Regions from separate parts of the Mus musculus genome. Here region 2 is linked to region 1. The links are chromatin loops, found by intact Hi-C in ENCODE. Cell type or tissue: left cerebral cortex. All regions are shown on one strand. Links, peaks and the distances in the headings refer to the core of each region. The heading gives the core; the rest is flanking DNA.

Region 1 (8,654 bases), core at 150-8,149:
AAAACAAAACAAAACAAAACAAAAAACGCCGTGAAGTGGGGTAGGGGCTTGGAAACAGGAGGTGAGGGACAATGCAAGTCCAGCAGGAGTGATAATCGTGACCAGAATGTGTTCTACACATGCATCAAAATGTTTAATAAATTAAAAAATAACACACAAACAGGCCAACTATCATCTCTCTTGCTCCTGTGAGACTGTAGACCAGGTGTAGTGTCTGCAGTCGCAGATACCGTGACTAGGAGTGACTTAAGTCACTGTCAGGCTCCCTTAGGTAAATATTTTTATAAACTTATGGAAAGAAAGGACTTTGAGACATGACTTGGTATTATTTCCGTTACATTTCTTTCCCAGATTCGCAGAAAAATGAAACTCTGGATCACGGGACTTGTCTGAGTGGGGCCAAACAGCCCAGGCATCTTCTGCCGTAACAGGATGCTATCCTTAAACTCCTTCCCTCGGAGTTCAGTTTTTATGTGTTACAATGTCTCAATCCTCAGATCCTGCACAAGTGCTGTCTTGTCTCTAAACAGTGGAGGCCGGGCAGACTGCATGTAGACATTTTCGTGGAAGGGGATTTCATTCAGGACGTTTTGTCCTGGAAGAGGTTTATCTGAGGGCTATTCTGAGAATGAAGTAGCTGGAGGATGCAAAGCCTTGGAAATCTTATCATTAACTGGACACAGAGGTGGACTTCTCCGGCACATGGTCACGTGACCTGTCTGCCACGCCCTGAGGTGGAAGCACAGTTAACTTAATTACGGCATCCAGAGCCACAGTTGGGTAGCCGTGAAATCTGATGGGCAGAAGCTTCCGTTAGGCAGCCGTGGAGAACACTGGCCTGCTGAGATGGAATTCTGGGAAGGACCCAGCGCTTCAAGGGACACATTAGGGTGGATGGGAGGCAATGTTTAACATGGACTGCAATGACGAACTGCCTCTCTAGGTGAGTGACTATGCAAACTTGGCAAATGGACTGGATGACCAAGGTAGTTTTGTGGAGGCGTCATCAAATCTCTCTTGCATTATCTAGAGCATCTATATCTCCTGGAGTGTGGAAAAGATGATTAAAATTTGTCTAGTTGAGAAAGAAATCAATGACCAATGCTGAAAAACTTTGCCTCTGAGGACAGAAGTATCTGCCTGCAGCCAAGATTTCCTTCCCACACCAAACTCGCTGTCTGTAGTTCAGTAGTCTGTCACTACCAGTGGAGCATTGGTTGTTACATCCTCAGGGTAACCAAGACATTTGACGTAGCAAACTGGCCTTGCTCGCCTTTGAAGGTGTCTCTGCCCTGCTGTTTGACAACTGTTAGCGATAAACCCAGTTATAGCCAGCCTCTGCCAGAGGGTGTGACATCAAGGAGAGTACAGCTTTTTGTGGGAAGCCACATGTGCCGTTGCAGAGTGGCACTGACTACTGCTGGCCACCACGCATAAGTTTGGACAAACAACCAATGTGTACATATGCAGTAAAGTTTTTTGCAAAGACACTGCCTGGCCCGGGCATGATAATGAGGCTTTGAGAGTATAACCAATCAGATGTGAGACATGCAAATGAGGTATGATAATGAGGCTCTGTGAGGTACAGAGAGAGAGAGTAGCTAATCAGATGAGGAACATGCAAATGAGGCATAGTGCATAACCAATCCGGGTGTGAGACAAGCCTCTCCTAGGCCTATATAAACAGCATCAGTTCTGGGCTCGGGGTCTTTTCGCCTCTGCAATCAAGCTCTCCCAATAAACGTGTGCAGAAGGATCCTGTTGCAGCGTCGTTCTTGCTGGTCAAGTCTGGCGCGCGCAAGAGCTTTTCTCGAAGGTGATGGACCTTGGACAGGTGGTAACATGGGTAAAATGATACGGGCTTGATCACGTCAGCAGTGGTCGGCCACAGTATTTGTTCGGTGAGAACAGCTGATGCCAAGATTGAACAGCACTGAATTTGGTGCTAGGGCTGCGGGGTTCTGGTGTCACCCACGCGGATGGCAATTTACCACGTGATTCAAAGTTCACAGCTAGGGTATTATTGCAGAGTGTACAATCATTTATGTGTACTTCCCAGTGGCTGGGGCTGGAGCTAGGAGGGCTTGCTTTATTGACTTACAATGCAGAATGCTAACCCCTGTGCACACCAATGCGGGCACACCACTGACTCTGTCTGTATTTGGTTACGCTGATTAGTGTTAAGAGACTGTATCTGGAGGTTCATCTTTCTTGAGTGGAATATTGGTTTTAATAAAGCTATATTATTTTGTGAAAGTTCCTGTAACTTTTCCTTATAGCATTTAGTTTCCATTCGTTATATGGACATTGCATATTTGACCACATTTTGTCCATGAGTCTTAACTGCATACCTTTTGAATTTGTAAATTTTTATTGACATAAACACACTATACAGATTAAATTGAAAACCTCCTGTTATATAAAAATCGAAGATAAAACACGGGGTTATTTGTTTAAAACTGCCAAGGGGTTAAGTAACCCAAGGTCTTTATTCCATGATTTCTTTTTTCTTCTTCTCTTAATGTGAATTTTGTTTTGTGTTACATTCATAAAAGACAGATTATAGCAATTATTTCTGATGAACCCATAAAAATGTATACATTGACCGATCACCTTTCATTTTCAAAGCTGCTGCTATGGGTTTGTTTGTTTGTTTTTGGTTTTTCAATGCTATGGGTTTCTATCACACTGTGAAAGGATGGTTGCCCGAGAAACTGCAACACAATTGAGAATTTCAATGAAGGTATTTTTATGTGCACCATTTGTAGATCTTAGCAAATCTCTTTTGGGGGGGAGGGGGAGGGAGACTGGAGAGATAGTTCAGGTCAGTTATTAGCATTTCTCTTCCAGATGAGCTAGGTTTGAGTATCAGCAACAACAACCTGGTTCATAACTCCACCTGGAAGTCCAGCCCCAGACACCTTGTCTTCCTCTTCTGGCCTCCATGGGCACTGCAAGAATGTGGTGCAGACATACATGTAAGCAAAATACCCATATACATAAAAAATAAACTAAAATGCTCTCTGTATGTACATGTTTGTTCATGGGGTACTTCTCTGTTGTGGTGTACTCGTGAAAGTGTGTGTCCCACAGTGCACAAGTGGGGTCAGAGGACAACCTTGGGTATCAATTCTTGCCTTCTACACTCTACAGGTAGGGTCTGTTGTCTCTGACAGCAGGCTAGCTTCAGAGGTCTCTCCTGTTGTCTCTCCGTGAAAGCCCTGGAATTACGGATGCCTGCTATGGTGCCCAACTTTCTGTGGGTTCTGGGGAGTCAACCTCAGGTCCTCATGCTTGTGTGGTAAGCACTTAATGAGCCACCTCCCTAGCCCTCACTTGTTTATGATTATAAATGAGTCTAAAGTATTAACAGGTATGCCATCGACATTATCCATCTGTTTTATATTTACCCTCTCTGATAAATTTAAAAAAAAAAAAAGGAAACAAAACACATTCTTATCATGCAAACACAGTAAAGAGGAGAACACCATATATAGAAATAGGCAGGGTCTCTCTCTTGGGGAACAAGAAACAGCCTATATTACAATGCACCTTCGTTTCTGTTAGGTAAGTATTGTGTGTGTGGAGGGGGAGGTGGATGGGGGCGGGAGGTGGTCAAAGGGCAGTTAGGCAGGAGGAGCCTTTTCTCGTGCTCTGTTACCCAGCACGATGGCTACAGAGTGAATTTTAAATGTTGCGAACACAAAAGGTAGAGCAATAAATTTGAAGTAGGAGATGTGGAGTTTGAGGATCGGTCTGCACAGTGAGACTCTGCATTAAAAACAAAATAAAATACATACAAAAGAATATCACATCTTCACCGGGAATTGCTCTTACTGATAAAATTCTCTAGGGTGAATTCTGGACCCCGAGTGTACACAGGAAAGCTAAACTTTATCTCTGCAGGATGGTTAACAGTGCCTTTGACTTGATTCTGTCACACAACAGTTTCAACAGGTTTTTAGGTTTTCTTAATCACCAGCTTCATTCGTCGTCATTACAAGAGAAAGGTCCCTCAGAAAGTCTTGTTTCATCAGAACAAAGTATTTTAACACCTCTAAATCACTGCGAAATACTTGCACACAGGAACACCACATTTCCAAACCTATGAAGATAGCTCACTGACACTGGGAGAGACAAGGCTGCCATTCATTGCATTCCTAAGCGGTTATTTACCCAGTCCCTTGCTGGTGCTCGGCTCTGTGAAGAGCTTAACGAGACATCATCCCAAACTTCGGTGTGACGTGACGGGCACTGAACAGCCAAGTAGCACAGGATGAAGATGCCAGGGAAGCGACAGGATCAGAGAGGAGGGCAGGGGACGCTGCTGGGCTGGAGGTAGGGAGGGAACAGCCTGGGTTGGGGTGGCCAGGCGACAGCGTGGATTGCAAGAGGACAACTAGGAAAAGCTAGAGCGTGGAGCAGGGGGTGAAAAAGCCAGCGCCTGACGAAAAGCCTGTAAAGACACCTCCGAGGTGAAACAAAAGATCCGAGGGCGCTGCAGGGCAGGAGGACATCGCAGAGTGACTGAAAGTGGAAGCACTTAAAGCCAGCCAGGCTCGGCTAGCCTCGGGGACGCGGGCTTAGGGCGTGGGAGTGTGTCCCGGGCTGGCAGGCCGCCGCGCACGTGCAGCGGGCGGAGTACTTCATCCGTGCCAACTACGCACGAGTTCTTCTCGGGACTGCAGTCTCTCCAAAACATCTTTATTGTCGCCCACGGAGCCTGCCAGGAAAGGCCACGACCAGAGAGAGCGCGGCCAGGGCGCAGGGGCGGGGGTGGGGATGAGGGGGAAAGGGGTGGAGCGAGGACTGAGCACGGCGCGTGCGCGTAGCGCTCCGAGCGGCAAGAGGGCGGGGCAAGAAGAATGTTTCCCAGAAGCCCCGGCCACTCGCAGACGCCGGAGCTCCCGCTCTCCAGCCGGGCGGCGTGCCCCGCCCACCACGTCCGTCCGTCCGTCGCGGCTCGCGGGCGCCCCCTGGAGGTCCGGGGGAGTACGGCAGCGCCCGCGAGCAGGTAGCGTGCGGCGGGTCCAGCCGCCCGCCCGCCCGCCCGCCCGCGTCGTCACCACAGTGCGCCGACCTGTGGCGGCGCGGCTGAGCCCCGCGGAAGGAGGGAGGGAGAAAGGGAGGGAGCCGCCAGACACGGCGGGGGAGGGGAGCGGCGGTGGCGCAAGCGGCGCGGAGCTAGCGCCGCCTGCCCGGGTCTCCTGCTGCGTGGCTGCCTGCGTGCTCCCGACCCGGCCGTCCGAGCCAGCCCGCGGGCCGCGCGCGCTTCCGAGCGGCCGGAGGAGTCCATGGTGCAGAACTTAGCGGCGGACTGACGGAGACCGGGCCTCCTGCGCCGGCGCGGCCGCGGGACCTCGGCCTCAGGTAAACACGGCGGGCCGGAGAGAGCGGACGAGGCGCCCCGGGGCGCAGCGCAGCGCGGCGCGGCGGGGGCGCGGGCCGGGCGGGCGGGCAAAGTTTGGGGCTCGCGCGCGGCTCGGGCGGTGTCTTTCGCTGCGAGCAAAGTTGGGAGCCGCGGCCCCGGGCGGCGCGGGGCGGAGGTCCAGTTTGGGCGCGCGCGGGGCCTAGGAGCAGAGCGGGGCGGCGCGGGCTGCGGGGCCTCGGCCGAGGCAGGAAGGGGCTCCAGGCCCGGCCCGCAGCTCCCCCACCCGCAGTGGGAACGTGTCGGCCGTGCTTCCGGGCGCTCCCAGGCTGGCCCGCTTTCCCGTGGAGTTCGCGTTCGTCCCCGAGCCTCCGGGTCCCGCTTGTGAAACCAAACTTCACTAGGCTGTGACCTCCCCGGCGCCTGAACGAGGAAGCGCTGGCCGGCGCCTGGCCTCGGCCTCTCCCTCCCTCCCTCGGCGGCCGCCTCCCCACCCCCGCCGTCGTTTTTAAAACCCGCTGCCCGGGCTGCCCGCGGTCCAACCGGCCGGGAGATCGAAACTCAGCCCCGCTCAACCCCGCCTTAGAGCCGGGGACTGAGTACCGATTAGAAGATTGGCCAATGCACGCTCGTCTTCCGCACGGATCTCGAAGAATTTAATTTAAAAGACACCTGGTTGCAATTGAGGGCAACAGTCCCAGATTGAAATGGTGACCTACACTCCCCATGCGTTGATCTGTACAGTATCGTATTCCGGTAGTCCGGCTAATCATCTGCGTGTGTGAGGTAGTAAACAATACAGAATGCAAGTTTTACATGCTGATCGTACTACGTAAAACCGCGGCTGCTTCTCATTCATTTTGGATTACATTTTGGCTACCATCCTTATATACTAGCAGCGAACTAACGAAAACTGACGAGAAAGTTTTTTAGTATGCCTTGACTAAGATATGGTAGTATTCAAATTTCCCCCAGTTTGGGCAGTTTTCTCTGAATTTTGGGGAAAGTATATCAATAAGTACGTTTTTTTTCATTTTTCAAGGAAAAGATAACTCATGTATGATTTATTTGCCGCAGCCCCACAACAGTGAAGGCAATAGATTCTTAGCCCTTTCATTTAACCGGTATTTTTAATAAAATTTTATTGGGTAATTCTGTCTCTCCACACCATGTTTCCACCCCCACCTCCCCCTCTGCTTTGGCACTTGGCTTAACCATTTTATTATTATTTAAAACAGAAGGAAAAAGTAGTTTTCTTGTTGTTATTGTTGGTTTATTTTTTATTTTTTGCCCAAATAGACAAAAAAGAAAAATTGAAAATATCTTTAGATATGAATTAATTTGCGTTTTGTTTATGCAGTCATTTTTTTCTTCTTCTTCTTCTTCATTGTTTATCAAGACAGGGTTTCTCTGTGTAGCCCTATCCATCCTGGATCCGCTCTGTAGATCAGGCTGGCCTCAGACTCAGAAATCCGCCTGCCTCTGCCTCTAGAGTGTTGGGATTAAAGGTGTGTGCCACCATTGCCCCTCTTGTGGTCAGAGTTTCAAAGATTAGCAGTTCCTACTGTAGCTTCACTTTAGCTAATAGTTTTTTCTTTGCCCTTCTGTAAATATACTGCAAAGGCAGCCTTCAACATGACAAAGGAGAAAAATACAAAAGAAAGTGTAAATTACTTAATTTTTAAGAGAAAACTTTTAAGAGTTTTCTTCCTGGAAGTCCCTCACGTGGTTCTGGGCCTTCTATTGGGTATTCCCAATTTTCCCATCTTCCTGGAGCACGGATAGTTTACGAGCGGTTTTCATGAAAACTTACCTAACCTGCTGTCATCCCTGACATATACCTTTAGTAATGAAGTATAATGGTAACTACCCATCAGCCTGCACATTTTAGGTACTTTAATGCAAGATAGTTGTAAACCACCATTCTAAGAGGGCAGTGTGCCTCAAAGTAACACAAGCTAGTTATAAAATAATGTGCACTGTGCTTCCCAGCTTCTGCTCTTGTCTTTTAGGGATGTAAGTGGTGTTTTGTCTTACCTTGTCTACTGAAAAACAGATGAGGTGTAGAACAGGCTGGCCTCGAACTCAGAAGTCCACCTGCCTCTGCCTCCCAAGTTCTGGAATCAAAGGTGTGCACCACCGCTGCCAGGCCAGATGAGTTTTATACATCAGATAGCTCATGGTGGCCTTGAACTTGTGATCCTCCTGCCTCTGTCTCGCAAGTGCTGGGAATTACAGTTGTACTAGCTTTAAAACCCAGGTCATTTGTTTTTTAAACATTTACCTTGTTTATTTACTTATATTTATCCTTGGAGGCCAGAAAAAGGTGTGTGATCTCCTGGAGCTAGAGTAGCCGACAGTTGTGAACCACGAGACGTAGGTATTGGGAACTGAGTCCTGATTTTCTCAAAGAGCAGCAAGTGTTCTTAACTGCTGAGCCATCTTTCTAGTCTCCAAACCCAAATTCTTAAAATTCTGTTCCTCACCTTGCACTTTGTTTCACATCTGGGCAGTGGTGACTGTAGTAAGCGGAAGAGTCTAGAGGTAAAATAGCCAGTACCATGGTCTAGTAGTAGGGGCTTTTGTGGGCCTGAGATGGTTCACTGGGTAAAGGCCACCTGAGCGTCCAATCTCTGGAACTCATACAAAGATGGAAGTTGTTCTCTGGCCTCAGTATGTGTGCCATGTTGTACACCCCTACCCCTAGCACAATAGTAATACATTAATTGAAAAATATATTTTGAATTTTATTCCTAAGAATTACCTTTGACTTGTCCCTTTTTAGAAATTAAAGTTATGACACAATAAAATTTCAGTGTGAGAATTTTAAAACACCATCCTCTCTTGCTTGGAAAATAACTTCCTAATAAGACAAACATGACAACACCATTTATCTTTGTTAACCCACAGTCTTTAACACTCTTAAGCCAGAATGAACCTTTTGTATTAGCTTGTGTTACTTACCTTCCCAAATGGCTTTCTTTCTCAGTCCCAGGAGATCACTGTGGCCTTTCCATAGCTCTGAAGTTACTTAGATTTCTTCTCTGACCCCATCTTCTTCCCTTTTCTCCAACCACGTTTCTCCAGGGCTACCAAGGTGTTCTCTGACTCTTGCATCTGAAGCAGCATCCCCATCTGCCACCCTTCCTATTCAATTTTATGTCCGTTTTCCCCCCACAGCATTTTATCTCTTTTTGACATACTGCTGTTAATCTAACACGTTTATTATGTTTCTTCAGTCTAATGCAACTTCCATGGGAACAGGTTTTGTCTTAGCTTTTTCTTT
Region 2 (8,654 bases), core at 394-8,393, 180 kb before region 1:
ACTGCTGGTTCTGCTTCTGTAAACAAGCTTGCAAGAGAACAGATTGAAGCTTTGTATTCTTTGCCTTTGTAAACCCTTGGCTGAGGTGTCTGGGTGCTACATTCGGAATTCCATCTCGGCGTCAGTGTCTGAATAAAATCCTCTTGGTTAAAATTTATTAGTGGTCAGGCTGATGAATCTCCGGCCGGACCCAAAACAGGAGCCATCCGGATGAGAGGGACTCAGGCTTCCACGCGGCAGACTCCGTGGTGGTGGTGGTCTCATTGGCTGGTGTGTAGGTGGGATTTCCTGTCGCCATTTTAAGGAGAAGCGACTGTGCCAGCCAGTCAGTTAAGGGGCTGCACTTCAGACAAAGAGTGGGGCAGGAGAAGTAACCCGAGGCGGATATGGCTTTCAGCCTGTTCCTTTTTCCAGGCCCAGCAAGGGTAGAGTCACGTGGCCGGGGCAGCAGGGCTATTGGTGCAGACCCCTTGGGTTATTGTCACACTCTGAGTCCCAAGGGGTCCCCAGAGCTGCTCTGGGGGGGGGGGGGGCGGGACTGTAGGTGTCCAGGTTTCCAAAGGTGTCCCCGCGCGTCCCGTAGTCCACCACCGCCCCTGGGTCGCGGGGCTACCCTCACGCTGCTCCCTTCCCACAATGCAACTCCGTTCGGTGAGGCCCTGGCGTACCCCAAGAGACGGCCCCCTGCCACCGCCTGGGCGAGTGAGCCGCTCCACCTCCAACCCCGAGGGTGCGGGTGCGGCAGCTGTGGCCCCAGCTGAGGCCCCGGGAGGGCGCAGGCAGGTGCCGGGAGGCCCGCAGCCTCCGTATGCTCGGGTACCACCAGCGCGTTGTTCGCGCATCCGCTCGCACTGCCCTTCCTGGATGCTCGGTGTCCGCCAGCCGCGGTCGCCTTGCGGTCTGGTAGCCCAGGGGGGAAGAGGAGCAAGAAGGCGCGGCGACCAGCGGCATGTGACCCGCACTGCTCTACCGCACACAGCTCAACTCCGCCGGCGCGCGGGCATGGAGGGATGATGGTCTGAAAGGCCGCGCTCCCGTCCCCAAACTGCCGAAGAGAAAGGGCGACGCGCCTCGCAGGAGCCAATGAGTCAGGTTGGAGCCCCTCCGCGCCGGGCGTGTGAATGTAAGTGCTGGCGGGCAGAGTGTGGGTGGGGGGAAACTGATGCAACCAGCCCTGGGAGGAGGAGGAGGAGGAGGAGGAGGAGGAGGAGGAGGAGGAGGAGGAGGAGGAGGAGGAGGAGGAGGTGGTGGTGGAAAAGGAGGAGGAGGAGGAGAGCTGTGGCCACGCCACTCTTCCTGAAGGTCGCCGGTAACCCGGCCTTTTACCTTCCTCCGAAACCCGCCACGCGGATCCTCCCCGCCCAGTCTTACAGACCTGGGGCCACCTTTCCCTAGCTAGTCCTTGACACAAAAAAGGACATCTAACTGCCGGGGACGGCCTGGAAGGGCGGACACTTTGGTGGCGCCTTTCCCTTTATTTCTCGAGGTAAGGTGCTTTTGGAGGGCAGAGGGAGCGGCGACTTGGAGGGAAGGGGAGTTTGAACAGGAAGGGAAGGAGGTAACTCAGACAGCCTCCATGTCTCGTGGACACGGGCAGAGCGTCGCGGCGCCTTTCTAGAAGGCAGGAGTCCGGTGCCCTTCCCTGAACGCAGGGACTCCAGATACCGCCGTGGCGTACAGTACCTTACTTTGTAGACCTGGTTTTATGGTGATGGAGTGTGCCACCAGATCTGGTGTCACTTTCGCGAATTAGGAACCAAGCATGCGATGTAAGGGGCATAAGGTACACCGAGGAGTGAATCAGTCTGCATCTTGGGACTGGCCGGCAGCGGAGCCTCGGAGACCGGCTCCCCAGCGCGGTAAACAGGTGCACGTTGGCTGCACCTCCACGGGCTCGGCCCCTGTCTCCGTTCCGGTTAGTGGGATGATGCTGGCAGTGACTCACTTTCCTCTCCCTCTCTGGAGGCTCTCTCCCGAATGAAGAGCCAGTGATAGGCTACTTCCTCTAGAGCCTGGTCCGGTGGGGCGGGAGAACAAAAGGCCACTGCTTGCGCAGGACCCTTGCGCCCTGGTCTCCCCTCCCCCGCACCTGGCCCCAAACGTTGCGGCAAAACGCTTATAAACTGGTCCGCTCCACGCGAGGAGGAAAACGCGCGGAGATCTCTTGTAGCCCGTCTTCATCTCTCCCAACCCCCGCGACAGCCCGGCTCCGGGTGCGGGACTGCTCCGCACCCTCGCGAACAGCGCGCGGATCCCGGTGCATCGCCCGCCGCTGGGTTTCGGCCCAACTGTGCTCGCACTAGACTCGAGTGCATATGGCGGCAAAAGGAATTTCGCGGTAAGCGCGTCACGCCGCGAACTGCCTTTCACAAGCTGCCTCGGGCCGAGGAAGGTGGCGCTTACTCCAGCCCTTTGTGTCTCGCTCTGCGGCGTGGACCCGGGTTCTCACCAGCCTGTTCCATCGGTGGGAAGCACACTGGCTTGGGGATCGCGTACTTGTCTCAGACGTTTAGACGGTGTCGTACGTGGAAGAGAGGAAAGGACCCACTGCTAGAAAACGGTACGCGTTTGCAAGATTTAACACCTCCGCGGTTTTTTGTTTTTTGTAACTTAAAAAGAATACAATGGAGTGTGTGTGTGTGGGGGGGGGGCGGTAATTGTATGGTTTGCAAAACGCGGGTCTAGCAAGGCTGTAATTTGTCACCTTGATACAAGAAACAGTGCTGCAACTCGTGCTTTTTCTGACGTCAGAAGGACAACGGAAATAAAACCTGAGCTGGCTGGCCTCATTGTCAAATAACTCACCCTATAGGAAACTGGCAAGTCCCGCCACTGCACGGGTCTGGTATGGCCGCCTAACCTCTGTCTTAAAATGACTTAAATGACTCTGCTGTTGGGTTACTTAGTTCTCAGTGAGTGGCTGAAAGCAACGGAAATGCGGCCTAGTTTGATTGCGGTTTTGATCTTAATAGGGATTTTTTTTTTTTTTTTAAAGAACAGGTGTTGAATAATTAGGGATGCTGTGTAGCAGGCAGCAACTAATCAGATCAAGTTCCGGCTCCTGTGTAATGTCCATTTCAACAGGAAACAGACTATGGATGAACGCAAACAGAAATGCCAGGTGTTCAGGTTGGGAAGACATGAGACAGAGTCATGTGAACCTGGAGGATCCTTGTGATAGGCGACCCATTAGGAGAGGTTGTGTGAGGGGTGGCGTGTCTTCCTTTCTTAATGAGGAGAAATAATTGTCTATGGGAGTAATTAGGGGGAGATTTTCAGAAGAAATAGTGCTTACTGCACCCTGGGCTGCCTGTAATCCAGCAGATACGTTAAGTAGATTGAAAGGTACTTTCCAGTCTTTAAAGTTTTTTGCTGCTTCTGAACATTTTTTACCTTGTTTCATGGACTGAGGGTTACACTGAGAAAGCAGCGGACTTAAGAGGCCTGGCATCTGCTACCATGTCCACTATTTTTTTTTTTTTTTTTTTTTGGTCCTCTAATGCCAGGGATATGGGAATTGCTTAATAAATTCTTGCTGGATTGTGACCTTGGCAAGGTAGCTCGCCCAACCCCTTTCTGAGGGGCAACTCTTTTCTCTGTTCCATGATTGGTCCTCTTCCCTCACGGTTGAAACACTGCAGTCTGTCTGCTCTGCTTTTCTCGCTTACCATGGCCTCTCCTTTTGAGCAATGGTAGGGCATTGAAAATGTCCCTTGTTTGTCCTTTTGTCTGCGTCCCCAAATGTGCAAACCCATCAGGTGGATTGTTGAGAATCAGGAGCTATGGGCTGGGAAGTCCCTTGAAGTGTCTACGGATGTGGGAGGCAGATGCAAGCGTGCCAGGGAGTCAGCTTAGGTGGTGTCATAGCCGCTCAGTCTTTCTCTTCTAGGCTAAACGCGGCTCCTGTAGCTCAGCCTGGGCACTTCCACAAGTTTAACATTGTATCCTGATTTTAAAACAGTCCATGTTTTGTAAGGTCCTCACTCCGCACTGAGTTCCCACTTGCTTAGAAATAGCCCGGATTCTTTTCTCATTTATGGCGAATCCTCACCTCTTTCTCTCTCTCCCAAGTGACATTGTCTTTCTCCCAGGACACACTGCAAATTCCCCTTGGTCCCAGGTATTTTTCTGCCCCAGTGGCTATGTGGCTTCCAGAGTAGAATGCCTACTGAAATCTTGTATTTTGTGACAACCTGGTCAGGGTGCTATTTTTCTGGTTCTTACAAGTGCTTAGTGACCACCTTCCTTTTTATACAGTTTTTTTCCCCCACTCTGGGTGCCACACCAGGTGGTGGAGCAGAGATGGTAAGGCCTCGCCGTTAGCTCAGATCTGCATACCAGGCTGCGACTTAATGGCCTTGGGAACTTGCAGCAAATTGTTGAATGTCTCTGAGCTTCAGAATTTCATTTATCAAATGAGAACAACACCCATGGTGGTTATTAAGTTATTCCAGAGATTTCATTAAGATGGCGGTTGATGTAAGGTATTCACTCTCATCTGTACAATTTGATGGCTTGGTTACTGGTTTTCTGCCAATCATGGGTTTCCAGCTACTCCTAAATGGCAGAGGAGTTTAGATTCATAGAAGCCCGTGTGGCAATGGGGAGTGGGGTTGGAGAGACTCACTTCCAGAGAGGTTGCCTAAAACCGTGGGCAACTCAGGGGACAGGTTGAGGCCTCACTGTCTCCATCCACAGTTGTGCAATGAGAACCATCTGGGAGACTCTTTGAACAAGTCAGGGCTATTTGGGACATTGCCATCCAAGATCACTGCCAAGGACAGGCTTGGAAAAGGGTTGTTTGTTTGTTTGTTTGTTTGTTTGAAGTGTTTCTCAGCCTGGCTCCACAGCAGACTCAACCTGTGCCTTTGGAAATCTACTAATTTACAGATTCCATCTCCAAAGATTCAGGCAGAGCAGACAAGAGAATGAAAAGAAAGCAAAAAAAAAAAAAAAAAAAAAAACAAAACAAAAAAAAAAACCAAGCAAACAAAACCGTACCGGGTGATTCTGTAGTAGTTTAGACTTAAAAGCAAAGCCCACAAACCGAGCATCAGCTTAAATGAGGATGTCTACGGGTTGCCTGGTGACATCTTAGCCACGTGAGGCTGTGAGCTTCACTGACTTTTCCCTTCGATTTTACTAACCATCCAGCTGGTGACATCATGGGGCCCTAGCCTCAGGTTACAACGTGTGGCCTGTATTTTCCCAGGCTGGGAGGCCCTTCCAGTGAGACAGCCAGATCACGAGAAGAAATAACGTGAGGATCTCAGTTTCCATCTCTGGCAATGACGAAGGAGGCTGTAAAGGAAAAGGGACCGGATAGGCTGTGGCCTGAGGAGGGAGGAAGAAAGGGGCTGATGGGAGGGGGCGGAGCTGAGGAAAAGGAGCCTTAAGTTGTCATAGTTCCTGTTGTGAGTGCAGACTGGTGAGCAAGGCCTGAGTAAGCTTATGGGGATATTTTGTGTGAGTTACATTTTTCCTTTTAAGATTATTTGGAGTTAATTTCTGGATAAAAATTAGGATGTCACTTCACATACGGATTTCCAGCGCTCCTTACAAAATGTCGGTGGGTGTGGTAGCGCATGCCTTTAGTCCCAGGACTCTAGAGGAAGAAACAGGAGGATCTCTGTCAAGCCTGGCCTATAGAGTGGGTCTATAGGGAACAAGCCAAGGCTACGCTGTAAGACCCTATTTCAAACGAAACAAAACCCTAAAGATTGGCTTGTTCCTTTTGCTGGTTGGAGGGACCTGACTAAATCCTGTCTTCTCCAGTTCTGTGAGCCTGCGCTGTGTTGCTAATCTGTCTAGCCTGCCCGGACACACGAGCTGTCCTTGATCTTGCCTTTACTCTCAATCTGTAGGACCTTAAGGCTGGCTCTCCATTAGGCTCCTCCGGAGAGCATTTAAGGTATGCACAGTTGGGTTATGTCCTAGACCCATGGTGTCAGAGGTCACTCTTTATGTCCGATTTTCTTCTTTAAGTTTCCTGGTCTGTTCCCATGTCCAGCTAGATTGGCAGGAACTGGCCTTGAGTCGGCTGTTGAGATGTATCCATGGGCTCCTCTGCTTGGTAAAAGTTGACCTGTAAGCAGACAGACCAGCCAGAGGGGGTGAGACCTGGGAGAGAGCTTGAGAGAACATCTGCCCATTCAACCCCCAGAGACCCAGATAGGGAATTGTTCCATTTCTGCGTCATCAAGTGACCTTTGAATGATAATGTGTCTTTGGGACTTATTTCTCTCTTCAGATTGAGGTACTTGAAGGTCTTCTTGTTAAAAAGACCTCATTTTTATATGCCACTTTAGGGGGCTGTTAGCCCCTACGTTAGTGATTTTCCTATGGCATTTCCTTGGGACTTGGCTGTCAGCTCAACCCGGGGTTAACTACAGTGTAACTACTGCCCACTGCTTTTAGTAGAAGATTGGTCTTTGATCACGAATATCAATGTAACTAGATGCGCATATGCAGAGAATTGTGCTTTTCGTTAGAGCGTCCATAGTTGCTTTTGACTGCTTATATTTGTTGTGATTCTAGAAATCCACTCTCAGTTACTGAGAGTTTTATTTGTATTAGGAGTCATATCAATGGATGCTCAGTAAACTCCAAATGTTGATCTTTATTATTATTTTACAGTAGTATAGAATCTGTTCTCTTACATAGATTATATGTTGACTTGACTTTTGACTTTCTATCTCAAAGAAGTCGATGTCATGTTGGAACATGTAAATACAGATATTCATATACCTGGACATATTGAAAGCAGAACCTTGGTTGATATGTAGAGACTTGAACAGTCGTAGTATGCAACAGGCAGGATAAGGTGCAGTGTAATGTAATCTGCTCTATAATTCAGTGACTAGTCGACATGCCCCCAGTGACTGCTGGTGTGTGTGTTCCTCTTTCTTTTCTTTTTTGGTTTTTCGAGACAGTGTTTTTCTCTGTATAGCCCTGGCTGTCCTGGAAGTCCTGTAGACCAGGCTGGTCTCGAACTCAGAAATCTGCCTGCCTCTGCCTCCCAAGTGCTGGGATTAAAGGCATGTGCCACCACGCCCAGCTGGCCAGTGTGTGTTCTTAATGAGCTTTCTTTGCCACTGGGTTTCCACCCCATCAGCAATGCTGACATTTTGAGCCAGATCTCATCTGCCTTTGCCATGCCGGTTTAACGCCATTCCAGCCAGGCCTGCTGGAGGCCTAGAGTGACCCCTCATATGTGTAGCCAGGAATGTCTCCAGACTTTGCCAAATATCTCCTGATGGGCAAAACTCCTCCCTGATGAGACAGACAGCTTTGGTCCCTGCCTTCTCTGGATTTTAGAAGCCACACGGAGAATCTTAAGCATTCCGGGGGCATTCTGGGCGCGGTGGCAGGATATGATGAAAATACCTTCCCCGAAGCTGTGCTTTCAGATGGATTTTTCAAACTCGCCTCATCCAGATTCATCCCAAAGGAAATTATGTGCAGGTTCATGAAGGTGGACAGGGCTGTCTGCTACTCACAGTCTCCATTTTTATGTCTCTCTTCTGAAGAAATTGTATGGGTGCGGATCACTGTGTGTCCGCAGACTTCGCTTTAAAAAGACTTCCACCATCTCCAGTGTTAAGGCGTGTCTACTAGGCTGTGTGCCTATGAGGTCTGTGTTACCTTGATACCGCTCCCCCAGAAAACTGAAATTGCGAAAACAGACAGCAAAACAATTAAAAAAAAAAAACCTCAAAAACAAACAAAAACCATCATCATTAGAATATCTGAATCCTTGATCCAAGCCAGTGAGTAATCTGCATAGCAGGTATGTCTGAGTCCTTCCAGGGTCCTGAGTTCAATTCCCAGCCACCACATGGTGGCTCACAACCCTCTAATGGCATCTGACGCCTTCTTAAGGTGTGTCTGAAGACAGTTACAGCATACTCATATACATAGAATAAATAAATAAGTCTTTAAAAAAGAAAAGAAAGCAAGGACCTATTCCAGTTTGCACAGGGGGGATAGGAAGTCGGGAGGGTATGGACAGGACCTAACAGGGGCAACCTGGGAGCAAGCAGACCATGCAGCAGGAGTGTGCAGAGTTCCGCAGGTGGGGAGGTGGGGAGGGATGCGGCTGTAAGCGATTCACACTTAGGATCAAGGAATCACTCTGTACATATTTGGAAGAGATAGACGCAAGGCAAACGTTTTCCAGAAGGATCCTTTTCTGCAGTTGGGAGAAGGTGGCCTGGCAGAGTTAGGGCTGTGAGCTGTAAAGGAGGGAGGGAAAGGATCGAAAGGATCAGCCTTTAGGAAGGGAAACAGGCAGGCCATGGTGGCGGATCCAGGGGGTTGCTTTAAAGTGATACCCAGATTGGAAGTTCAGCTTCCAGTCTGCAGTGATGACCGTGGCAAATAGCCAAGCAAATAGCCAAATAAACGGGTCTAGCAAGCCGCCAGAGACCTAAAGAATTTATGGAAATTTCTAAACCGGAAGGAGCGGCTAGATCTCCTCTCCTCCCTCCCGACTCTTTCTATAGATAAAACAAACCCATACAAAACCTTGTTTTGTGCCGAGGGACACGATCATGATCAAGTAGAGTTCGAAAGGGAGATCCCACATATTTGCCCGTAAATCCCAGTTTAGCAAAGAAATTATAGTCTAAAATGAAGGAAAGGAGATCTGAAAG

What was found. Peaks named below come from ENCODE experiments on the same cell type or tissue, not always from the same donor. Only the 100,000 strongest peaks of a DNase experiment are listed, where the experiment ranks them.
Region 2: a loop joins it to region 1, with 3 times the contacts of the local background. A loop is called at or near these places in 2 of 42 quality-filtered maps.

Annotation. Positions count from the first base shown.
Region 1 is chr15:96,457,318-96,465,971 of GRCm38, reverse strand. It overlaps Scaf11 (SR-related CTD-associated factor 11), which reads left to right and starts at 5,129. Exons shown (of 15, transcript NM_028148.2): 1 at 5,129-5,370. It overlaps Gm41408, which reads right to left. Exons shown (of 2, transcript XM_030248866.1): 2 at 2,726-5,928. The coding sequence ends at 5,063. In left cerebral cortex, for the core only: a CTCF peak has its summit at 4,965 (motif pointing left); DNase peaks (open chromatin) are centred at 4,391, 4,903 and 5,760; H3K4me3 peaks cover 2,590 bases; H3K27ac peaks cover 2,035 bases.
Region 2 is chr15:96,634,960-96,643,613 of GRCm38, reverse strand. It overlaps Slc38a1 (solute carrier family 38, member 1), which reads left to right and starts at 701. Exons shown (of 16, transcript NM_001166458.1): 1 at 701-1,123. In left cerebral cortex, for the core only: no CTCF peak of the experiment used is centred there; DNase peaks (open chromatin) are centred at 2,762, 3,109, 3,759, 5,278 and 4 more places; H3K4me3 peaks cover 3,680 bases; H3K27ac peaks cover 2,356 bases.